2 separate regions of the Homo sapiens genome follow, and region 1 is linked to region 2. Evidence: read pairs that join two places in POLR2A ChIA-PET (ENCODE). Cell type or tissue: GM12878. All regions are shown on one strand. Links, peaks and the distances in the headings refer to the core of each region. The heading gives the core; the rest is flanking DNA.

Region 1 (11,432 bases), core at 1,055-9,054, 250 kb after region 2:
ACTCTTGGGGACAATTCTTCATCCATAAAGACCCTCTGGGGTCTGTATATGTTTGAATGAAGCACAGTACTCAAGGAATGTGACCTGTGGCCTTGACACTGCTTTTCACATTGATCTCCACAGTCACGATGGCTGATGTTTCTTTGTGCATAACCTTGCCCCATCTCTCAGTTTTCAATTCCTGGGGTTCTGCTAAAGCCACTCTGAAGCCAAAGCCACATATCACCTTGTCACATGATCCTGATGTCATCTGAAACATTACATTATAGCTCCTCTCTTCCATGCTCTTTCATTGCTTTGGTGTAGTGTGATTTAAATATCTCCAGCACCTCTGTGATATGGTTGACAACAGTAGTATTTCAAGCTGACTTTTCATCAGAAGCTTAGAAGGTGATTCACAATTACAGGGGCTATTCTCTTCTGGCTGAGATGCAGAGACATTAGACAAAGGCCATGGAGGAGGATCTGTGTGTCTCCTTATTGACCAAGAGCCCTGGCTGGTCTTATTGAATGAAATGCAGTTGGTAAAAATGCCAGGAAATTCATCAGGGGGCTTGAAAGACACTCAGCTGGACTTCCATGATGCTAGGTTAGGAGCAATTTGAACTTTTCATTAATATAGCAGTTGGCAATTTGCCATTTGATAGTATACTAGCTTCAGGGTACTAAGGCTAACTCTCAGTGTGGGAGCTATGTAATTTCTCTAATTAAAAAATCATAAGTCATCATTATTTATCCTTCACCGTATTTTGAAGTCACAATTTAGAAAGTAAAACAGCAATTCCTCTAAGATGAAACTAGAGAAAAAATGATTTCTACAACCCTGTCACAATAACAAATACAATTTTTATATATTCCTTTTTAAACTTTTCATTTTTTATGTGGACATTAATAGAAATTTGCTATTATTTATTTCTTCAGTTGCTTATATGCCATGTTGCTGCAATCATTCACTCAGAATTAATGTACTTATTCTCTTGTTTATTTATTTATTTTTGAGACAGGATCATACTCTGTTGTCAAGGCTGTAGTGCAGTGGTGCAATCACAGCTCACTGTAGCCTTGACTTCCCAGGCTCAAGCGATCCTCTCACCTCAGCCTCCCAAGTAAGTGGGACTACAGGCACGCACCACCACACCCAACTAATTTTTTTTTGTTGTTGTTTTTTAAAGACGGGGTCCCACTATGTTGCCCAGGCTGGCCTTGAACTCCCAGGCTCAAGTGATCTCTCTCCCTGGGCCTTCCAAAGTGCTGGGGTTATAGGTGTCAGCCTCTGCACAAGGCCTCATTCTCCTACTTTTAAGTATTTAATTGTTTTTGTTTTCACGATTATCAATAATGCTGGGATAAACATTTCCATTACACAAGCTTTTCTACATATTGCATTATTTTTTTAGGAACTTCCCAGAGGTGAAATTACTAGTTTAAAAGTATGAATGCTGTGAGTCTTGAAAGATATCTAAGCTCCAAAAGAAATTCATCGATTTACAATTTTCTTATTATTTTGTTAGGAAACGAACATCTCATTTTTTAAATTTGCATCTCACATTAGTACTACAAAAAATTGATCACTATTAAAAATTGTTTTCTTACAGAAACTTCTATGATCTATACAGGTCAGGGTAGTGTAAATCAAGTAATGGTGTATTGAAAAGGTTGCAAGGAGAAGTTCTTGCAACTTCTGTGCAGTGGGGTGCTGGTGCTCTGTGACCCAAGGCAGTAGCCATGCTTGCTTTGGACATGGTGATACCAGCACTGGTGAGTGGTGATAGGTCTAACATTATCATGAGCTGCCATGGGCAACTGTGCCCCTAGCACTGAGTGAGGAGACCCTGAGGTGATATCCATGCCTACTGAGAGAGACTTCCAAGGGCAGATGCAGGGGATCCAGCAGTAGGGGGAAGATGCTCCTCAGTGGATGTAACCAATGATCAGGGAGACGTTGGTAGTCATGGAAGCCAAAGCTTACATCCCACACTCATAGATGGGATGAATATGGAAACTTTTGATAGGGGATGAGCTAAAGCATTACAGGGTGGGGTGAACCAGAAACATGCTGATTACTAAAAATTGGTCTCATTTGTATTTATGCAGTATCAGTTTTGTTTTATTATGCCAGATCTATAATATCTATTAAAAAATAGTTCTAGAAATTTTTCATTGACTATGATGATAATTTTTACTTCAAAATAGATATTTTAAATTATATGGCAGTCATTCCATCTCCAATTTTATATATAAACAAAATAAAGAATGTATATTTTTATCTTTTACCCTGTATTAAAAAGATTATATGATTTTCTTTTAGTTTAGCCTGTTAGTATATTATATACACAGATTTTCTTATCTTGAATTGGAAGAGTAGACATATCAGTTTTAAAATATTTATTGAGAATTTATTCTGTGTAAGGCATTAGGTGGATCAGGGAAGAGTAAAAAGTAGTGCGTTTGTATTACCTGGTAATTGAAAATGATCACGTTGATGACATGATTACAATTAGGGAGATTGCTTCCTTCCATTTTAAAGAGATGTTCTCGCCACACGATCTCTCATTTCTTTTTATTGTATGTATTTTTCAGTTATTTAACCGTAACTCATTTGAATAAAATTATTAATCATCCACTTTGCTTATATAGAAACGGTTATGGTATTCTTAAAGATTCTCTGTGAGTTTTGATTCTGTTCAAGTTGCTTGAGTTGTGCATCTTAGGAATACTCATCTGAGAATTTCTAATTTTCATGGTGTGTTTCTAAAGCTGGGCTGGCCATTGATCTCTTCTTATTTTAATAAATGCCATCCTTATTAAAATTGTTAAATGGAGTCTAGTGATTAGAAGACTCAGATAGCAAAGCAATTACACAAACAAAACCACAGCATAATTCAGACTCAGTTTTAACCAATTTACTTAACCATTTTATTTTTCTAGTCTCCTTTTAACTTGTGCACCTAAAATCCTAATGACAAATCAGGGGAAGAGTTTCTCCAAGAAAGAAAGGTTCAAAGTACCCTAAAGCTGGTTGGTGGCCAGGATCAGGAACAATCTGAGATTGAGTTCAGTTATTAGATATCATTTCAAGGATAAGGGCCTCCCCAAAATGAAGATTACAGAGGGCCCCTTATTCAGTTACTGAAATGTATTTACCTGTTGAAACTCAGAATTTTATCTTACAGGACATCAAAAACATCCACATATCCTTTTACCTATATTACCTGGTATTAAAATCCCCCAGAGCAAATTCAACTTAGTATTTTAATTTAGATCATGTAACATACTTGGCACATGAATATTACTTCTTATGAATTAGTAATTAAAATTTTCTTCTAAAATGTATATTATTGTGACTTTTAATATTCTTCCTTCTGAAGAGAGAAAAATGTAAATCAGGAGAGGAACAGTTACAATGCAACATTCAGCTAGTGGCTGGGAGAGGAATGAAGAGAGAAATGAAAAATGTACTAAGACTTCTATCCCTTAGATTTAATTAAAAGCTGCTCTTTTTGTTTGCCTTTTTGGCATGGCTGCAGATTAATACTTTTTTCATTTTTCTATAAAATTAAAAATGCCAATTGTTGATTTTTAGTGGATAAAAAAATTTCAAATCAGTCTCTGAAATAATACTGCAAACCAATAACAGTCATGTTGAGAAAAACCCAAAAAACCCTAAAGCAACCAGAAATAAAAATCCCTAAAAAGCTTTTCATTTGACTTATCTTAGTTGTTGAGAATATTTCTAGTGACAGTTGACTGATTCTTTCATTTTACAAGTATCCAATCATTCATTAGCAAAAAAGACTTGGATTAAGTATTTGGGTGTAGAGTTTTCTTATTCAAGCCTTCAGTGAAAATGACAGTTTTCATAATCTTATTCTCATGTCTATCTATTTCTACCCAATATGAAGCTCACTGTAATTTGATTCAGTCAGTCGTTGTGTTTCTTGTTGTTGAGCTTCTGCTGTTAGACCATAATAGGGGTAAGAAATAGAAGAATTAGTAAAACCCAGTAACTGCCATGGAGAAATTCAAGTGCATTGGCAATAGAGAAATAACATTCCCACTGTGCTTTAGATTGGGTGGAGTCATCTAACAAAGGGGATTTTGTTAATAAAAATACATTAGCAGAAACACTAAGAGATTATATGCTCTATCTAGAAGGACTTAGGGAGATTATCTAGTTCAAATCCCTCATTTCACCAATAAGGGCATTACAGCTCAGACCTCATAGTGTGTAGCTATCCTGGTAAAGGATTGAAATTTTCATACATCCTAATATTTTATTGCAATAAGAGGTACTTGAAAAAAAGGGTGAATTTGACCTCCATCTACAGATGTGTACATCACCCTCTTATTATTTCTAGGCATTTTGAATTGAAAACAACCTTATGTGTTCACTAATTGGCATGAATTTAAAGTCTTTGTTTTAAACTGTGTTTTGCTATTATTCAGGTATGCTGACACTAACAGATCAGGAGACAATTGTCATTGAAAAAACAGTTGTTATTCACAGTTCTCAAGAGAATGGGGCACAGAACTCCATGCAGGTCCTCAAGGGGAAGCACCAGGGCAGTCAGGAGGCAGACGGAGTGGGAGGAAAGCATGGGCAAGAGGCATTATTGTGGTTTCTGCAAGAAAGAATGGGTGAGGCAGGGTAAGCAGGTTTATGATGATGAGTTTGTTTGAATAATTTCAGTGGGTTTTGGGGTAGGAGGCTGTCCTGAGTTGTTTGGTAACTGGCCTTGCAGTGATTAGGATAGGGGAATATTGGCCTGGAGTTTAAGAGCCAAATAGAAGAGGTGTGGGGGAGTTGTGGGCTTTGGATTGGTGAATTTGCAAGTGAAAGCTGTGCTCCAAGGTTAGTCATTTGCTAATCTCTATGAATTGGCTGTCCTTAGGGAGAGAGGGCAGTCTCTGCCCAGTTAGAGAGACCCCAGATGCCAGAGCATCAGGAATACAGAAAATAAGAAAATATAGTCAACACAGTCTTCTAACAAGCAACATGCATTTTGTGTTGACTGGGGAGGAGGGTTGCCCCTTAATAGAATCAGCTCCAATTATCAATATTATAACTGCCTATAATGAAGTTTTTAGTTTAGTTTGTTTTTACTTAAGCTAGAGTATCATTATATAGTATTGTCTCAAGATATTATTGTAATCTGATAGACAAGATACTAAATATTTCTGGAGCTTCATGTCTTTTGAACTTTGGCAATAGCTTGAGCTTTCCAAATGAAAAATGCTAATATAAACTTTTCAGATGCACAACTCTCTGACTAGTAATTATATTCCCACACTTAGGAGGATGGATTTGTTACTTGAGTTTGGGAAAAATGACTCTGAGTGGAAAAAAAACAAGTAGACTACATATTACAATAGATTATATTGGAAAAGTGCACCTACCTATAAGTTCATGTTTTGAAATTTAGAAGATCTTTTGTCATAGAAAGAAATGCTAGGTGATTTTCAGTTTCAACTTTAAACATGTTTATAGCTTCCCAGTTTTCTATAATGAGTTTGCATCATTATTATAGTTGGGGAAAAATGGTTTTCCAACAAAATATTTATTGAAACTAAGTCAAATCAGGGAAAAGATATAATAACATGTTTTATAATACTTGAAGTAAGGTGTTTATGTAGCCTTTTGGGAAAAGGTTTTGTTTTTGTTTATATGCCATAAATAAAGATATAATATTTCAAAAAAATGAAAATTAGGGTCTCATTTGCCATCTTTAGTATATTTAACCCAAATGTAGCTAAACTTTGAATTTGGGGATCCTATAATTCAATTAGCTAAAATTTTGAGAGTCAGAATGTTTGTTGTATGAGAAAAAGATGGATATATTTGTGGAAAATATGCCTATTTATGAAATAAGCAGAGTTAGGTTTTATATTTACTCTCCTATCACTTCCCCCACAAACTCCAACCCAAGTTAATCCAACCCAAGAAAAACAAAGCCACACACACAGTTCTTACCTCCCCATGCCCCCAGTCCCTCCTGCTGCTCCTCCACCCACAAATGTACCCATCCAACTGCACAGTGCTCTAAAACCATCTTCTCCCCTTTCCTTCTAAAAGAAGACTGGTGTAGTTCAGCATACCAGTGTAATTTCACACAATGAGAACTTCTCCAAGTAAACCACATAAAGGTATAAAATATGACCAATCAATCTCCTTACCCTCCCCAAGTATCTGGCTTTTAAAAAGATGCTTGTGTCCTAAATAAAACTGCAATGGAGGGCAGGAGTGAGGTGTGTATCTTCATCAATGTGACAATATCACGTGTATATGGGCTGATACAATTTATAAGCAGAGAACTATCCAGTAGGCGCAGTGACTTATAAACAATTCCTTCTCTAATACCCCCTCATGCAATAACTTTGCACATTAATTGATCAAGGCTCTAAGAAATTCTGCAGTAAAGAAATCAGCCTAACTATGCTTCGGTCAAGTCCCCAATATTATCTCTATTTTTTATAATGTCTTCTCTTTTTCTAATTCTAAATCTACATATTTTCTAAGAAAGCCAAGCTTTTATAGTTCCCATGGTAAGGACAGGGGACTCTCAAGGAGGGGCAAAGAGAGAGGGTAACAGCTGCCATTTTTATGGGTGGGTGCTTTGTAAATGGAATAGTGCCATGAAGTTACAGGAACAATCAACCTAACATATATCTAAGGATTGTGTCCTATGAAGATTACATTAACCAGTGCCAGCATGGATACAGGGGGAAGGATGGGACATCTCAATATCTCAATCAAAGTATAAGGAGTTGGTTATTTTAGATAACAACAAAATGCAAAATACATCTTCCAGGTTTGCTAGAGAAAACCTACAGACAGCTGAGTCACCCTAAAGTTGTCTTTGGCTCTGTGAAGCCATTCCTCTAGGATTGAGTGGTGTCAAAAAATTCTGCTAGGAAAGGGGTCCTCTATGGGTGCTGTTTCTATCCCTCATCAGGGTTGCTGGCTACCTGTTGCTGGTAGCTGTGAACTAGATGACTCTTGAAGTGACAGCTAGAATCTGTCTTTCTCTTGAAGACAGTAAGCTTGAAAACCAGCTCTCTGATCATTTATGTGTGGGCTTCAATTTGCTATGGTGATAAGAAAACCACCAAAAAAATCATGCCTCTTTGTAATTTTCATTTGCTTAATTCATATGACTTCAAAGTAGCTAAAGGGCTATTTTTTTAAGTATAAAGAATACAAAAGTTCTTGGCTTAGACCTGCTTCTTAAAGTGAAAAATATATACACATACAGGTTTGTGAAATGATTTATTAAGCTGAGAATTATTAGATTTCCTCTATTCTCAATACTTATATTTTACCCTTTGCTGGTGTCTTTATAAACTTCCTATTATGAAGAAACAAACAACAACAACAATAAAAAAAAAACACCCAACCCACTTTTGCATTCTCAACATAAGATTTCTACCTAATTTAAAATTTCTGCCAATAATTTCACCAGGAGAATGTGCCAAATAAGTGAATATTTTTAGTTCTATGAGTTAAACAGCAGATACAGATCTGTGATTGAAGATAAACAATCTGTCAGCTAAATATTTAAAAATAACGAATAGAGTTTCCTCCTAATATACAGTATTAAATTGATTTTGAAGCTCAGATTGATTTTATTAGTAAGTTCTTTTTTTTTTTTCCTTCCTCTGGTGGATAGTTTGCTTAAAAGGATATTAACCTTTTCAACTGGCAACTGGATATTGTGGCAGCAAATGCCTTCCTTTTGAAGCATCCTCCTGATACGTAATGTACAATAGCCAATTTTGATGCCAGTCTCTGGCTCTCTTCATATGTATCATAGTTCTTGTCAAAGAAATCCATTTTATTATTTTTTTTTTATTTTTTGAGACAGTCTTGCTCTGTCACCCAGGCTGGAGTGCGGTGGCACTATCTTAGCTCACTGCAATCTCTGCCTCCCGGGTTCAAGTGATTCTCCTGCCTCAGCCTCCTGAGTAGCTGGGACTACAGGCACCAGCCACCATACCTGGCTAATTTTTGTATTTTTAGTAGAGACGGGGTTTCACCATGTTGGCAAGGCTGTTCTCGAACTCCTGACCTCAAGTGATCCACCTGCCTCAGCCTCTCAAAGTGCTAGGATTACAGGTGTGAGCCACCTCGCCCCGTGAGCTCTGTGAAACCCATTTTTAAAAGGGAGTCATTTATAACTCCAAACTGTATTAATTCTTCTTCTTCATCGTCATTCTCTATACGAAGAAGAAAGATCTTTGAAACTATTCCTTAATCAGTGACATCATTCTAAAATCCTAAGTAATGTTGTCATGAATTGATATTGTATTCCATTGAGTTACTTGACACTTTTAAATATTTGTTTGACAAAATGGGTCATTGATTAAATACTATGATTCAGTTATCTCTAAAAAATATTAAGATAAAACAGCTTTTCTTCTCCAGGTTTGTTTAATAAGAATCATTTAAATTGCAAAAGAGCTATCCTCAAGAGATTCTTGCCAGTTTTATTTTAATGAGAAACAAAACAATATTAAAGAAAACTGGGACAAATTTTGGGAAGTTTCTTGCAGAATCATAAAGGTATAAAAAGTTGTGTAAATCATATTGTTTTTCCATGTTTTTTCTTCAAAGCCAGCTACAGCTTTTTAATTCACTTAAAAATACCTTTTAAGCTCTCTGTCATGGAGACTTAAAGCACATTTTACTGGGATCTTTGGCCTCAAAAAACTTATAACTTGGTATTTTGTTTAACCATGGTTATATTGTGTGTGTGTGTGTGTGTGTGTGTGTGTGTGTGTGTGTGCTTAGCTTCACAAATTCTTACTTTGAAAGTGAGAAATTCTTACCTTGAAGTTGATCCCATTATCTATTCGAGATGACAACCTGGTAATTTGACTTGCCCTTTGTGATTTTTTTTTTTTTTTTTTTTTTTTTTTTGAGACGGAGTCTCATTCTGTCACCCAGGCTGGATGGAATGCAGTGGCACGATCTCGGCTCACTGCAACCTCCATCTCCTGAGTTCAAGCGATTCTCCTGCCTCAGCCTCCTGAGTAGCTGGTATTACAGGTGCACGCCAGCACGCCCAGCTAATTTTTGCATTTTTAGTAGAGACGGGGTTTCACCATGTTGGTCAGGCTGGTCTCGAACTCCTGACCTCATAATCTGCCCAACTCGGCCTGCCAAAGTGCTGGGATTACAGGCGACCTTTGTGATTTATAGTATAGCTCTGTGGTCCTTAGCTTTGGAGATGATGCTACAATATGGGAATTCCCATTCACATTTTGTATCATGTGTTCGTTTTACACTCAGTTTATGTAAAGCATTTGTGAATGCTGCTGTTTGTGGGCTGACCCTTGTTTGTAGCTCTGCCACTCACATTCAACATCTGCTTAAAACTGCTATGCCCAAAAGAGGCAGGTGGTGAGGGTTAAGAATTCAGACTATGCAGTTCCATACCTGCATAGGATACCTGGGCTCGTGCTCCAAATCTTTAGTACTCTAGGTATGTAGCCTTAGGCTACATTTGTCTAAGACTCCTTATCTGCAAAATGGAAGTAATAATATGGTAAAGCTCCTCATTAAACTATAAGTTTTGCCTAAAAATTCACGCCTGTAATCCCAGTATTTTGGGAGGCCCAGGCAGGTGGATCACCTGAGGTCAGGAGTTCAAGACCAGCCTGGATAACATGGTGAAACCCTGTCTCTACTAAAAGTGTAAAAATTAGCTGGGCATGTTGGTGGGCACCTGTAATCCCAGCTACTCGGGAGGCTGAGGCGGGAGAATCACTTGAACCCAGGAGGCGGAGGTTGCAGTGAGCCAAAATCACACCATTGCACTCCAGCCTGGTCAATAAGAGCAAGACTCCGTCTTTAAAAAAAAAAAAAATTAGATTTAGTAAAATGCTGTTTTTGTGAGATTAATGAAATGGGAATGAGGGCTGGTACAGAATGAGTCCCTGGGACAGCAGCAAGGGTCCTATTTTTCCTTTGGGCATGTCATCATTCTCAGTCCTTGGGTGTGTGTCCTCTCATTTGCCCATGTCAAGAACATAATCAGAAGTGTATAGTTATTTGCTGAGGAGTTGGGAGCTGTTCACAGCCTGTTGAATTAACTGCTTCTCAGAGGAGCAGAAATATATTTTACCACCAGCTTCTGGGTCACGTTTTGCATTCTCAAGCATGGCTGCATGAAATAGACTGAATAAGGGGTAACCAAGAGTGGAAATTTTCTTTTTATGCATCATTGACTATTTCCTTCTCATTCTGTCTTTTCAGTGAGAAATTACAGGCTTTGGTGCTTTAATTATTATGTCTATTAGAATAATCTAGCCTTCAATGCATAGCAATTTAAAGCTTCTTTCTTATTCATCATATTTAGTTTTTTATTTCTTAATTTATTTTTCTAAAAAAATCAGGTCTATTGTAGCAGGAATTCTGTATTGAAAACATTCCAGAGTTAAGCTAAATTCTTAAAATGCTAGTAACAACAATAATGATAGTGATATTAGTAATCATGTTTATAATCACATGTAATCAATAATATAATGCTAATATTATTAGTAATATTGTGATTACTAATAGCAGTCTATAAACTAACAATGAATCATAATGGCAATCATAATAATGTGAAAACTATAATTTAATACCTATAATATTCCTAGCACTTAACGTATTTATTATTTTGTTTGCTATTCTTCCAAATACGCTCATAGACATTAGTATATTTTAGTGAACAAACTAACTTTCAGAAAGTTGCATCAGTATGTCAATTCACACAAGTATAGTTGACACCAAGAGTCAAATTATTCCTATTATACACACTTGATGACTTAGCTATAAATTTTAACTTTCTTATTTCTTCACATGAGGCTGATATTAAGATGTCCTAGCAAATATTTCTAAAAAAAAATGATCAATTATTTACTTATCTGGTTTCAAGTCTTCTGGATATGGGTCAGGCAGTATCGTGTCCAGATACAGTGTTTTTCCTAATATGAGTTTTAGAAATACATTTATAGATTACTGGAGATTTTGTTAATTTGCTTTGGTTAGATGCAAGATTGTAACTTAATGGCTGTAATGTTACAGAACAGTCACTTCAAGTCAAAGGAAGGGCAGCACTTTGGCATGATTCTAGAATATGTTTTTACCAAACCAGGATTTTTTTTGGTTCTTGCCCAGTAGGAATTGGGTCCAATTTTAGAATCAATGTTAATCCAATAAAAATAATTTTTCTTTTTCAGTGAAAATAAAGCACTTTCTTGGGAGATACTTTATACAATCTTTCCCAATCAGGCTGGAGTCTTCTTCCCCCACTCCTATTTCCTGCCTTTGCTGTGAAAGCTCTGTGAAAAATAAGCACAGATGAGAGGACACAATGACATCTGCCTTCCTGCTTGTGGTTCCATAAGTGATACTTCTGTGGGATGCAGTTGTACTGATATTGGTGGGA
Region 2 (11,432 bases), core at 1,315-9,314:
TCACTTATGAAGCCTAGTTTGGCTGGATATGAAATTCTGGGTTGAAAATTATTTTCTTTAAGTATGTTGAATATTGGCCCCCACTCTCTTCTGGCTTGTAGAGTTTCTGCCGAGAGATCCGCTGTTAGTCTGATGGGCTTCCCTTTTTGGGTAACCCACCTTTCTCTCTGGCTGCCCTTAACATTTTTTGTTGCATTTCAACTTTGATGAATCTGATAATTATGTGTCTTGGAGTTGCTCTTCTTGTGGAGTATCTTTGTGGTGTTCTCTGTATTTCCTGAATTTGAATGTTGGCCTGCCTTGCTAAGTTGGGGAAGTTCTCCTGGATAATATCCTGCAGAGTGTTTTCCAACTTGGGTCCATTCTCCCCGTCACTTTCAGGTACACCAATCAGACATAGATTTGGTCTTTTCACATGGTCCCATATTTCTTGGAGGCTTTGTTCATTTCTTTTTATTCTTTTTTCTCTAAACTTCTATTCTCGCTTCATTTCATTCATTTGATCTTCAATCACTGATACCATTTCTTCCACTTGATCGAATCAGCTACTGAAGCTTGTGCATGCGTCACATAGTTCTTGTGCCATGGTTTTCAGCTCCATCAGGTCATTTAAGGTCTTCTCTACACTGTTTATTATAGTTAGCCATTCGTCTAATCTTTTTTCAAGGTTTTTAGCTTCTTTGCGATGGGTTCGAACATCCTCCTTTAGCTTGGAGAAGTTTGTTGTTACCGATCGTCTGAAGCCTTCTTCTCTCAACTCATCAAAGTCATTCTCCATCCAGCTTTGTTCCATTGCTGGCAAGGAGCTGCATTCCTTTGGAGGAGAAGAGGCAGTCTGATTTTTAGAATTTTCAGCTTTTCTGCTCTGGTTTCTCCCCATCTTTGTGGTTTTATCTACCTTTGGTCTTTGATGATGGTGATGTACAGATGGGTTTTTGGTGTGGATGTCCTTTCTGTTTGTTAGTTTTCCTTCTAACAGTCAGGACCATCAGCTGCATCTCTGTTGGAGTTTGCTGGAGGTCCACTCCAGACCCTGTTTGCCTGGGTTATCACAAGTGGAGGCTACAGAACAGCAAATATTGCAGAATGGCAAATGTTGCTGCCTGATCCTTCCTCTGGAAGCTTTGTCTCAGAGGGGCACCCAGCTGTATGAGGTGTCAGTTGGCCCCTACTGGGAGATGTCTCCCAGTTAGGCTACTCGGGGGTCAGGGATCCACTTGAGGAGGCAGTCTGTCCATTCTCAGATCTCAAACTCCATGCTGGGAGAACCACTACTCTCTTCAAAGCTGTCAGACAGGGACGTTTAAGTCTGCAGAAGTTTCTACTGTCTTTTGTTCAGCTATGCCCTGCCCGCAGAGGTGGAGTCTACAGAGGCAGGCAGGCCTCCTTGAGGTGCGGTGGACTCCACCCAGTTCGAGCTTCCTGGCGGCTTTGTTTACCTACTCAAGCCTCAGCAATGGCAGACGCCCCTACCCCAGCCTCACTGCTGCCTTGCAGTTCAATCTCAGACTGCTGTGCTAGCAGTGAGTGAGGTTCTGTGGACGTGGGACCCTCTGAGTTAGGCACAGGATATAATCTCTTGGTGTGCCATTTGCTAAGACCATTGGAAAAGTGCAGTATTAGGGTGGGGGTGTCCCAATTTGCGAGGTACTGTCTGTCACGGCTTCCCTTGGCTAGGAAAGGGAATTACCTGACCCCTTGTGCTTCTCGGGTGAGGCAATGCCCCGCCCTGCTTCAGCTCACACTCCATGGGCTGCACCCACTGTCCGACAAGCCCCAGTGAGATGAACCCGGTACCTCAGTTGGAAATGCAGAAATCACACATCTTCTGCATCGCTCATGCTGGGAGCTGTAGACTGGAGCTGCTCCTATTCGGCCATCTTGGAACCACTCCCTCCTATATTTTATTTTAAATCGTGTTTTAAACTAATAGATGTTTCTTTATTATAAGGGAAATATCCATTCAAGTTTTAAAAATAGGAAAATTTAGACATGTGAAACAAAAAAGAAAGGAAATGAGAAAGGGAAAGAGGGAGGGAGGAAGAAAAGAAGAAATGAGGGAGGGAAGGAAAATAGAAATCTTGTTGAGATATCTCTGTTTTTTAGTATGCATCAAATATTTGTTTTATGTAGTTGAGGTAAAGTTATTTATACTTGTGTTTTAAGCATAATTAACAAACTTTCATTTGTCTTAGATGACAGGTAGTATCTACCACTGGATGGTTTATTAGTCTTTCCCAATTAAAAAAATGACTCAGTTAATCAATATGAACTTTAAAGATGTGGGAACTTATAATTCAAGTTTCTTAGCAATAAAAAATGATCACTATATTGCTGTATATAGATCTATTTTCTAGAATGGAAGAAAGAGACTATAATAATTCTTTGAGCGTGGCTCACAAATTTGTAAATAGTTTAGCCTTTATTTTAGAATTTTATCAAAGTAGTACATGCATATGTTATGCCCTAAATGTTTGTGTCCTCTAAATTTATATGGTGAAATCCTACCCTACAAGGTGATAATATTAGGGAGTGGAGGCTTTGGAAGGGATTGGGTCATGAGAGTGGAGGTCTCATGGATGATATTAGTCTCCTTATAAAAGAGGCCCTTGGGAGCTCATTGCCCCTTCCACCTATGAGGATACAACTGGTGGTGCTGGTCTGTGAACCAGAAAACAGGCCCTCGCCAGACACTGAATCTGCTGTGGCCTTGATCTTGGACTTCTCAGCCTCCAAAACTATGAGAAATACATTTCTGTCATTTATAAGCCATCCAGTTTATGGTACTCTATTATAGCAGCCCGAATAAACTAAGAGACGATACAATTTTAAAAAACAAATCCAAACACAGAAGTCCTCCATTCTACCTCTCCTAGTAGTTCTTAGTTCATTTTCCCAGAGATAAACACTTTCCATTCTTTTAGCTATCTCTTCTAGACTCTACTGTCTTAGATGGGTGTGATGGCCCATACCTGTAGTCCCAACTACTCAGGAGGCTGAGGTGGAAGGATCACTTGTGCCTGGGAGGTGGAGGCTGCAGTGAGCTATGAATCATGCCACTGTACTTTAGCCTGGGCAAAAGAGTGAGACCCTCTCTCAAAAAAGAAAAAAGACTACTGTCATAGCTCTTGACCATTTTAATGCCATTTATAGAGGTACTGATTTGAGACTTTACTTTTCGCATCCTAAATCTAAAAGATAAAGATCTAGCATTCTTCTACCCCCAATTTTTGGTTAAATGAATACAAATTTGTTTATATTGCTACAACTTACCACATAAATATTATTTATAAATGAATATGTAATTTATTATGATTTACATTTCCTTTCTTCTATGACTTTGATTTCCTGAGCTAATTATTGTTTATTCTTGTGGTTATTATAGTTATGTTTGCTTTACTTTCTTTATATCTAATATTATTCACCCTCCAAAAATCTTTTTTCAAAATAATTTCAACTTTTATTTTAGATTCACAGGGTACATGTGCAAGTTTGCTATCTGGGTATATTGTGTGACATTAAGGTTTGGGGTGTGAATGATCCCATCACCCAGGTACTGAGCATAGTACCCAATAGTTTTTCAACTCTTGCCCCCTTGCCTCCCTCCCTGCTCCAATAGTCCCCCCTGTAGCCATTTTTATGTTCATGAGTATCCAGTGTTTAGCTCCCACTTACAGGTGACAACATGCAGTATTTGGTTTTTTGTTCCTGTGTTAATTCACCTACGATAATCACCTCCAGGGGCATTTATGTTGCTGCAAGGGACATGATTTCATTCTTGTTTATGGCTGTGTAGTATTCCATGGTATATATGTACCCACTTTTTTTTATTCAATCCACTGTCGATGAGCAGCTAAGTTGATTCCATGTCTTTGCTTTTGTGAATAGTGCTTCCATGACCATACAAGTGCATGTGTCTTTTTGGTAGAACAATTTATTTTCTTTTGGATATATACACAGTAAGGGGATTGCTAAGTCAAATGGTAGTTCTCAGTTCTTTGGGAAATCTCCAAACTGCTTTCCACAGTGGCTGAACTAATTCACATTCCCACCAACAGTGTATAAGCATTCCCTTTTATTCACAACCTCAACAGCATCTGCTGTTTCTTTGACATTTTAATAACAACCATTCTGACTGGTATGAGATGGTATCTTACTGTGGGTTTGATTTGCATTTCTCTAATGATTAGGCATGTTGAGCATTTTTTCAAATGTGTGTTGTCCATTTGTATTGTCTTCTTTTGATAAGTGCCTGTTCATATTCTTTGCCCATTTTTTAGTGGGATTATTTGTTTTTTGTTTGTTCAATTAAGTTGCCTATAGATTCTGGATATTAGACCTTTACTGGATGCATAGTTTCTGAATAGTTTCTTCCATTCTGTAGATTGTCTGTTTACTCTGTTGATAGTTTTTTCCTTTTTCTTGCTGTGCAGAAGCTCTTTAATTCAGTTAGGTCCCACTTGTCAATTTTTGTTTCATTGCAATTGCTTTTGAGGACTTAGTCATAAATTAGTTCCCAAAGCTGATGTTCAGAATTCCTACAAAAATCTTTACATTGATAGTTTAAAATCAACTACCCCACTGACAGGAGAAATGTATCAATAGAGTCAAATATATCAAGTTCCTATTTCTTTTTGGTTTGGTTGATTTTTTTTTTTTTTTTTTTTTTTTTTTTTTTAGTGATATCTCTTCAACCCCATCATTGCAGTATCAAAGACCAACTACTTTCTAGACCTTCTGCATAGCTATTGTCTTGGGAATTCCCCTTGCAACACTCTATGTTGACTATTTTCTAGACCTAAGACTTCTCCTTTTGTGGTGTACTCCTTCACTTTTGTAAAACAAATCATACATTGGAGGGCTTTCTTTTTTCTTGAGAAGTTCCTTGTCTGATCAATTTTTCAATTTTTACTTACACTCAGTTGATAGTGTGGGTGGGTAAATAATTCAAGGCTAAACATTATTTTCTCTTGGATCATTAAAAACATTTTTTCACTCTTCTGGCATCCTGAGTTTGGATATATTCTTCGAATATGATGTCTGCTTCCACTTACCTTTATCACAGGTGTTCTAAAATGTTATCATATGCTTTGATGTCGGTCTCTTTTTATCCATTGTACCAAGAACTCGTGAGAATGTGTTCTTTGGTAACAATATTTTCTTATATTATTTCTTTCATCATTTTTCCTATCCATTTTTTCTTCCTCTACTCTGGAAGTCTTATTGATCTGATTTTTAACCTCTTTTGTTAGCATAATTGATTATCTTATTTTTCCTCTCCTGTGGCTGGCCTTTTTGCCTATGCTAGTATTTTTTCTGGGTGATTTCCCCAACGTCATATTCCAAACATTCTATTAATTTTTAAAATTTCTGCTGACATATTTTTTAATTTCTAGAGACTTATTTTTTTCCCTTTTCCTCTCCACTTCTTTTTCTTCAATAGCATATTGTTCTTGATTTACAGATATCTCTCTTAGATTTCTGATTATATTAATTATAGGTTTTTTAAAACACAATTTTCTTTTAAACTAAATTTAACTTAAATTTAACTCCCCCTACCCTGCCATTTTTGTTTCTTCTGCATTCAATCTTATCTCTTTTTAAATCTTTTTTTTCTAGTTTCTATTTTGGAGGTTTCACTCACATTCCTGGGCTATTTGGCAGTCTGTTCACATTCAAGATAGAAGCTCTGGATGCTGATTAGAGGCTATGTGTGCATGAGCACACTCATGGAAAGGGGAGGCGGGGGAGGGAGTTTGAAGTGAGAGGGAGGTTTGCTGACTTGAGGCTTTACTACTGTAGGGTGAAAGGAAAGGCACCTGGTTGTGCAGTCTCAGTATTTGCTGGCCTTTTATTTCAGTCAGTCTTTTTGTACTAGTTTTCTATAACAAATTACCACAAAGTTAGTGGTTTAAACCAACACAACTGTATCTTACAGTTGCATAGTTCAAGTCCAACAATGGGTCTCACTGGGCTAAAATGAAAGTGTGGGCATGACTCTGTTTCCTTTGTAGAGAGTCTACAGGAGAATCTGTTTTCTTGCTTTTCTAGTGGTCAGAGGCTGACCACATTCTTTCACTCATGGCTCCCTCCAGTTTCAAAGCCAGCAATGGCTGTGGAGTCTTTCTCACATCTCATTCCTCTGACACTAACATTTCTGCCTCCTTCTTCCACATTTAAGAGTCTCTATGACTACATTGAGTCACTTAGATAATCCAGGATAATCTTCTTATTTTTACATCAGCTGATTAGCAAACTTAATTTCTTCTACAACCCTGACTGCCCCTTGCCATGTAACATAACGCATTCACAGGTTTGGGGGATTAGGATGTGGACATCTTTAAGGGGTTACCCTTCTGCCTAACACACAGTAAAATCTCCTGTCTGATGATGTCTTCTAGGAGCAGAGCAGGGTATAGAGCTGAGATGTTTCAATATTTTGTGGGAATTTCACACATTCCCTGTTTTCTGTGGGGGCTCACTTCCATTTCTCTGATGTGTGTTGTTTCCCCAAGTGTGGATTCTCTATGGTTTAATTTATCTAGAAAATGAATTTGGCTCTTTCCAGAGATAAAAAGAAATCCAGCCAGAAGCTTGAAATCTGCTTTAGAAGGTGATCTGATAGTTCCCAAGGGTTGGCATGAGGGGTACTCATGCTGTATGGGTAGTTGCTGGGCTGGGTGGTGTGGGATAAGAGGATGCTGGAGGCTAACAGCTCCCTTTTCAGACATTTAGACATTTGAATAATCCTTCCATTTTCAATTCCAGCCAACACTCCCGCCTTTTTAGATTCGTGGTGAGCCTGAACCTTCTAGGATTCATCCATCTGTTTTCCATCTTTCCACAAATTAGACCCCTCCTATAATTTATTCTCACATTATATTTCCCCTTAGTGGTTTTATACTTTATTCCTTTATTTTTATTTTACTGGTATTTCTGGATCAGAGATGAACTAATGTGATCATTAACCAGAAGTTGTTTATCATTTTTTAACAGTGATAAAACCAGAGAACAACAGACATTATTTTCGGTTGTCACTAAACCCGGAGAGAGTTTCCATGTAAATTGAGAGGTACAGATTTGCAAACACCAACATATATGTTTAGCTAATTGCAAAAGTAAACAAGTAAAGTAAAAAATAAGAAAGAAGAGGCTAGGCACAGTGGCTCATGCCTGTAATCCCAGCACTTTGGGAGGTCGAGGCAGGTGGATCACAAGGTCAGGAGATCAAGACCATCAACCATCCTGGCCAACGTGGTGAAACCCCATCTGTACTAAAAATACAAAAAATTAGCTGGGCGCAGTGGCACACGCCTGTAGTCCCAGTTACTCGGGAGGCTGAGGCAGGAGAATTGCTTGAACCCGGAAGGTGGAGGTTGCAGTGTGCTGAGATCGTGCCACTGCACTCCAGCCTGGTGACAGAGCAAGACTCCATCTCAAAAAAAAAAAAAAAAAAAAAAAAAAGAAGAAGAAGAAGAAAGAACAGATTAGGGAAGCATTGCAGATTAAGAATTTTTCAAAGCTGCAGAATTCATCTATCACGTTTTCAACTGGATTAACAAGGGGGTTCAGACTAAATGAGAAATGCTATGCAAGTTCTTTCATATCACTACTTCTGCATTTTTGAATTCTAATTTTTAATCACCTCTGAGTTATCCAGATTATAACTCCAGGATGTACTATTTTCTCAGACAATGCTTATCTAAGAGTGTTTTCTTTTTGCCCTTCTACCTGAAAGAAAGACTGTTTGTCCAACTATACATTTTTTAAAGTTTTTTCTCGAGGTCTTTAGATGTTTCTCCATTGTCTTGGGAAGGTATTGTGTAGAACTGTGAGGCCAGTTTGATTTTTGTTCCTAACAGCCTGTTTTGTATGTTTCTGAGGCTTTTTTTCTTTTATCTTGTAGGTCTTGAAATCATAAATGTAGACAATTTGAGCTCGATGCTATTAATAGTCTAAAAATAACAGCAAAATTGCTCTAACAGATATATGTATTGACACATTTCTGAGATTAGGGTAAAATAAGGAATAATGTTACAATCAAGAGCTCTTGGAATCAAATATAGTGCTGCTTAATAATCTGTCCTAATTAAAAGCTGTCTTAAGTTTTAAGTCAGATTTTCTGTGGATCCACAACTGGGATTATAAATTAAAAGTCTGTAATAAGCAGGATAACTTAATTGTCTGGAAATTTCTTACTTTAAAATCTATGTAAATCTATATAACTACTTTCACCTTCCTATTTCAGAATATCAAAGCCATAAAGGCTAGTGTTTACCCTCTTTGTAGGAGCTGACATATATGTACAGCTTTAGCTTTTATTACAGAGTGTACATTGTTATAGTCTGACTTGGTCATTTTGGAGGCAAAAAAAAAAACTTTCGTAGATTTAATTACCATTTTAATTTTTCACTTTACTTTTTCACTTTAGAGAAAGTCTCTATTCAAATTACAAGCATCGTTTTGTGTATTTCTAACCCTGTTGTCTCAGGGTGTCATTGTTGTAGGGCCAGATATTATTCATTTCTATATTTGAAAAGCCAAGCCCAACAATAAACTTGCAAGGAGCTGAGTGGGGGCAAAATGTGGGTGGTGTGTATTTATAACAAACCTGTATTTAAGAAAGGAGTAACAACAACCCAACCCCCATCACTCTACGCTCCTCTGGGCCTCCTGTATCAGGCAGTTTAACCTCTGGCTCTAATTATGAACTTCCCAGCTGGAGGCAATGGGTTGGAATTGAACATACACAGGATATTTGCCTTTGGGAGACCTGTTGGCCACAGCACCCATGCAGATTAATTGAGGAATGGTACTGTCAACAGCATTATTTGACAAAATCTTGAGAGTTTGAGGTCAGGGAGAGGATCCCTGTTGTGAAGCTGTAGTGCAGTTGAATCAACAGTGAACACAGTGAAAATGTTGCAGGAGATGAGAAAGGAATGCAAGTTCTGAAACCTGCCCAGGAAGAGATTTACCTAGATGGCAGGACTAGATAATAACATAGCACAGCAAACAATTCATTGCTAAATTTTTGCACAGAACATAAGGAATTTGGTCTCATATATAGCCCAAGGGAGTCGCAGTACTGACTGAAATAGGCTCTGAAATTATTAGGGACATCACTATTATCTCCATAGCCTCAGATATATATATACACATATATATATCTGCATAGTAAATTGCACTATAGTTTACTCCCATTTAAATTAAATCTATTTAATCTTCATTCTGCAATGGAGAATTTTAAAATTATGCGCCTGACCATTCCTTTAATGAACAGGTGAAGTCCTGTCAGTAAGTTAAATATTTCAACAACTGTCAAGTGCACTCATAAGCAGAAGCTTCTCTTGTTATTATTGCTGGGTCATGGCCAGTAGAATGGAACTTCTTTACCTCATCACAACAAGGTAAATCAAGAATTCATTATCTTGAGTTTAACTCTGGATGTATGTTTCAGCTTCTGGCCTTGCCACTTGTCTGTGACAGATCTGGTTAGAGTTGATGAATGGTCTTAATGGTGAGTAGAAGCAATACTCTTGCTCTCTCTCACATTGTTCACTGGCAAACTATTCCAGTATTTTCTGGTAGTTTTTTCTGATAGAATTCCAGGATCATGATGGCTCAGATTAGTCAAAATCATTCAGAAAAGTTTTCATTCAAATCCCAAAACCATCATGACATGAATATCAAAACTATATATCATCACAAATATCAGCCACCGAAGAACCTTTAAATACCTCCTACTGTAGAATTATTTCTTTATGATGCAAATTGAAATTCAAGGCAAGAAGTAAAATTCTTCAAGCCAACAAATAAAATAAATAAAACAATAAAATATAGTAAAAATTCAAGGCAATAAGTAAAAAAAAATAAGGCACTTATCTCAAATTCCTTCAAAATTATCCTACCTATTTATCCTGGGGATCTCATGTATGTAAGCTTCTAAGCTCTATGATATCTATATATTCCTGGTAACTGATCTATATAGTCTGTTTAATGCAGTTTAGAAATAGCTAATATTTATTATTTCTATGTATCAGGTACTATTATTCTAAGTGATTTGTATATATTTACTACTCAGTCTCCGTTTACCTTTTGTTATTTCTATTTAAAAACTGAGGCACAAAGAAAAAAATAACTTTCTCAAGGTTGCACAGGTAGGAAGTAGCATAACCAAGATCCAATCCCAGGCAGTCTGATTCCAGCATCGAAGTGCTTAATTACATACAGTAATGTAGCAAATTAAAATTCTTAATTTGCTACACACATTTATCAAATCCTATGATTTTAAATAGAGTTTCCTGACTGGGAGGGGGAAGCAAAGGAGAACTGCTAAAAAAATGCAAGAATCAAATGTTATACTGCTGTGTTCATTTTTTTAAAAATCTTTTACTGTCCTCATGAGTACAAAGAAATGTGTCACCACCCAGATACACACTAAATTGGATGTTCCAGAAATGGATTTGAATTCAAAATTCAAATAAGAGACATGGGAGAACCTAATCTAAACAAAATCATTTGAGCTAAACACAAAGCTCAAATTAATTGTACAACCTAGAAATGCTCTCTGAAAGGCTAAATCTTTGGATTTTCATACTATTTGGAAAAGGAGTAGGTTCTGTTAATAGGACAGACTTCGTGCAACATATGTTAAGAAAAAAAATTGGAAGCACTTAAAAAATACAAGCTTGGAAGCTCAATCTTGCAAAAATGGAAAAAAATTCCTTAAAATATTTTGGAGCTTTTAGGAGAAAGTCAATATTAAAATTAGTACGGAACATAGAGAAAGGGCTTTATGAGTCGAGTGACTGTTGTTTTTCTAAATGTCAGCATGGAAACCCAAACAGAAAGAGGTGAGTTGGGTCCCTGGAAAGACTGACTGGGAAAGCTGAGTGTTAAGTTTGTGACGTGGTTGATGGCAACCAAAAATTGTCAAGTGCATGATGACAAAGTATTTCCTGGAACTAGGGGCTGCTTTAAGACATATAAACAAGGGTAATGTTGTGGGGGCATGTGCTCTAAACCAACATAGGATCTATATGTGGTTATATTACTAGCAGTTTGAACAATGTCAGACAGAGCTCTCTGGAATTTGGAAACCAATAACAGATAGTTTGAGCTGTATACTGAATTGACAATCCTTTTGTACAGCAGGGAAAAATAACCAACTTTAAAACATAACTTATACTGTACTTTTATTTTTGCATCATGGAAAAGAACCGGTTTTAAAATATAAGTTGCACTCTGCTTTCATTTAATGTTATGGTCTTGAAAATATAATCCCTATCCATTAACAAAGGAGTAACTTTGTTGTAGCTTTAGTGTCTCTCCCTGAAAATCATATTTAATTCAGTAATTAATTTTAATCAAAGATAACTTTGTCTAAAGGTGTGACCACGTACTCTAAGTCAGGCAGGGAAGTGTGTTCT

The links. ChIA-PET counts read pairs that join two places held together with the same protein. Peaks named below come from ENCODE experiments on the same cell type or tissue, not always from the same donor. Only the 100,000 strongest peaks of a DNase experiment are listed, where the experiment ranks them.
Region 1: POLR2A ChIA-PET joins it to region 2 with 5 read pairs; 2 of 35 experiments call an interaction of 5 or more read pairs at or near these places.

Annotation. Positions count from the first base shown.
Region 1 is chr2:156,626,417-156,637,848 of GRCh38, forward strand. No RefSeq gene overlaps it. Among named protein-coding and RNA genes, the nearest start is that of LINC01958, 34 kb to the right of the region's middle. RefSeq lists enhancers at 3,890-4,557, 4,558-5,224. In GM12878, for the core only: no CTCF peak of the experiment used is centred there; no DNase peak of the experiment used is centred there.
Region 2 is chr2:156,374,502-156,385,933 of GRCh38, forward strand. No RefSeq gene overlaps it. Among named protein-coding and RNA genes, the nearest start is that of TRA-CGC3-1, 21 kb to the right of the region's middle. In GM12878, for the core only: no CTCF peak of the experiment used is centred there; a DNase peak (open chromatin) is centred at 5,950.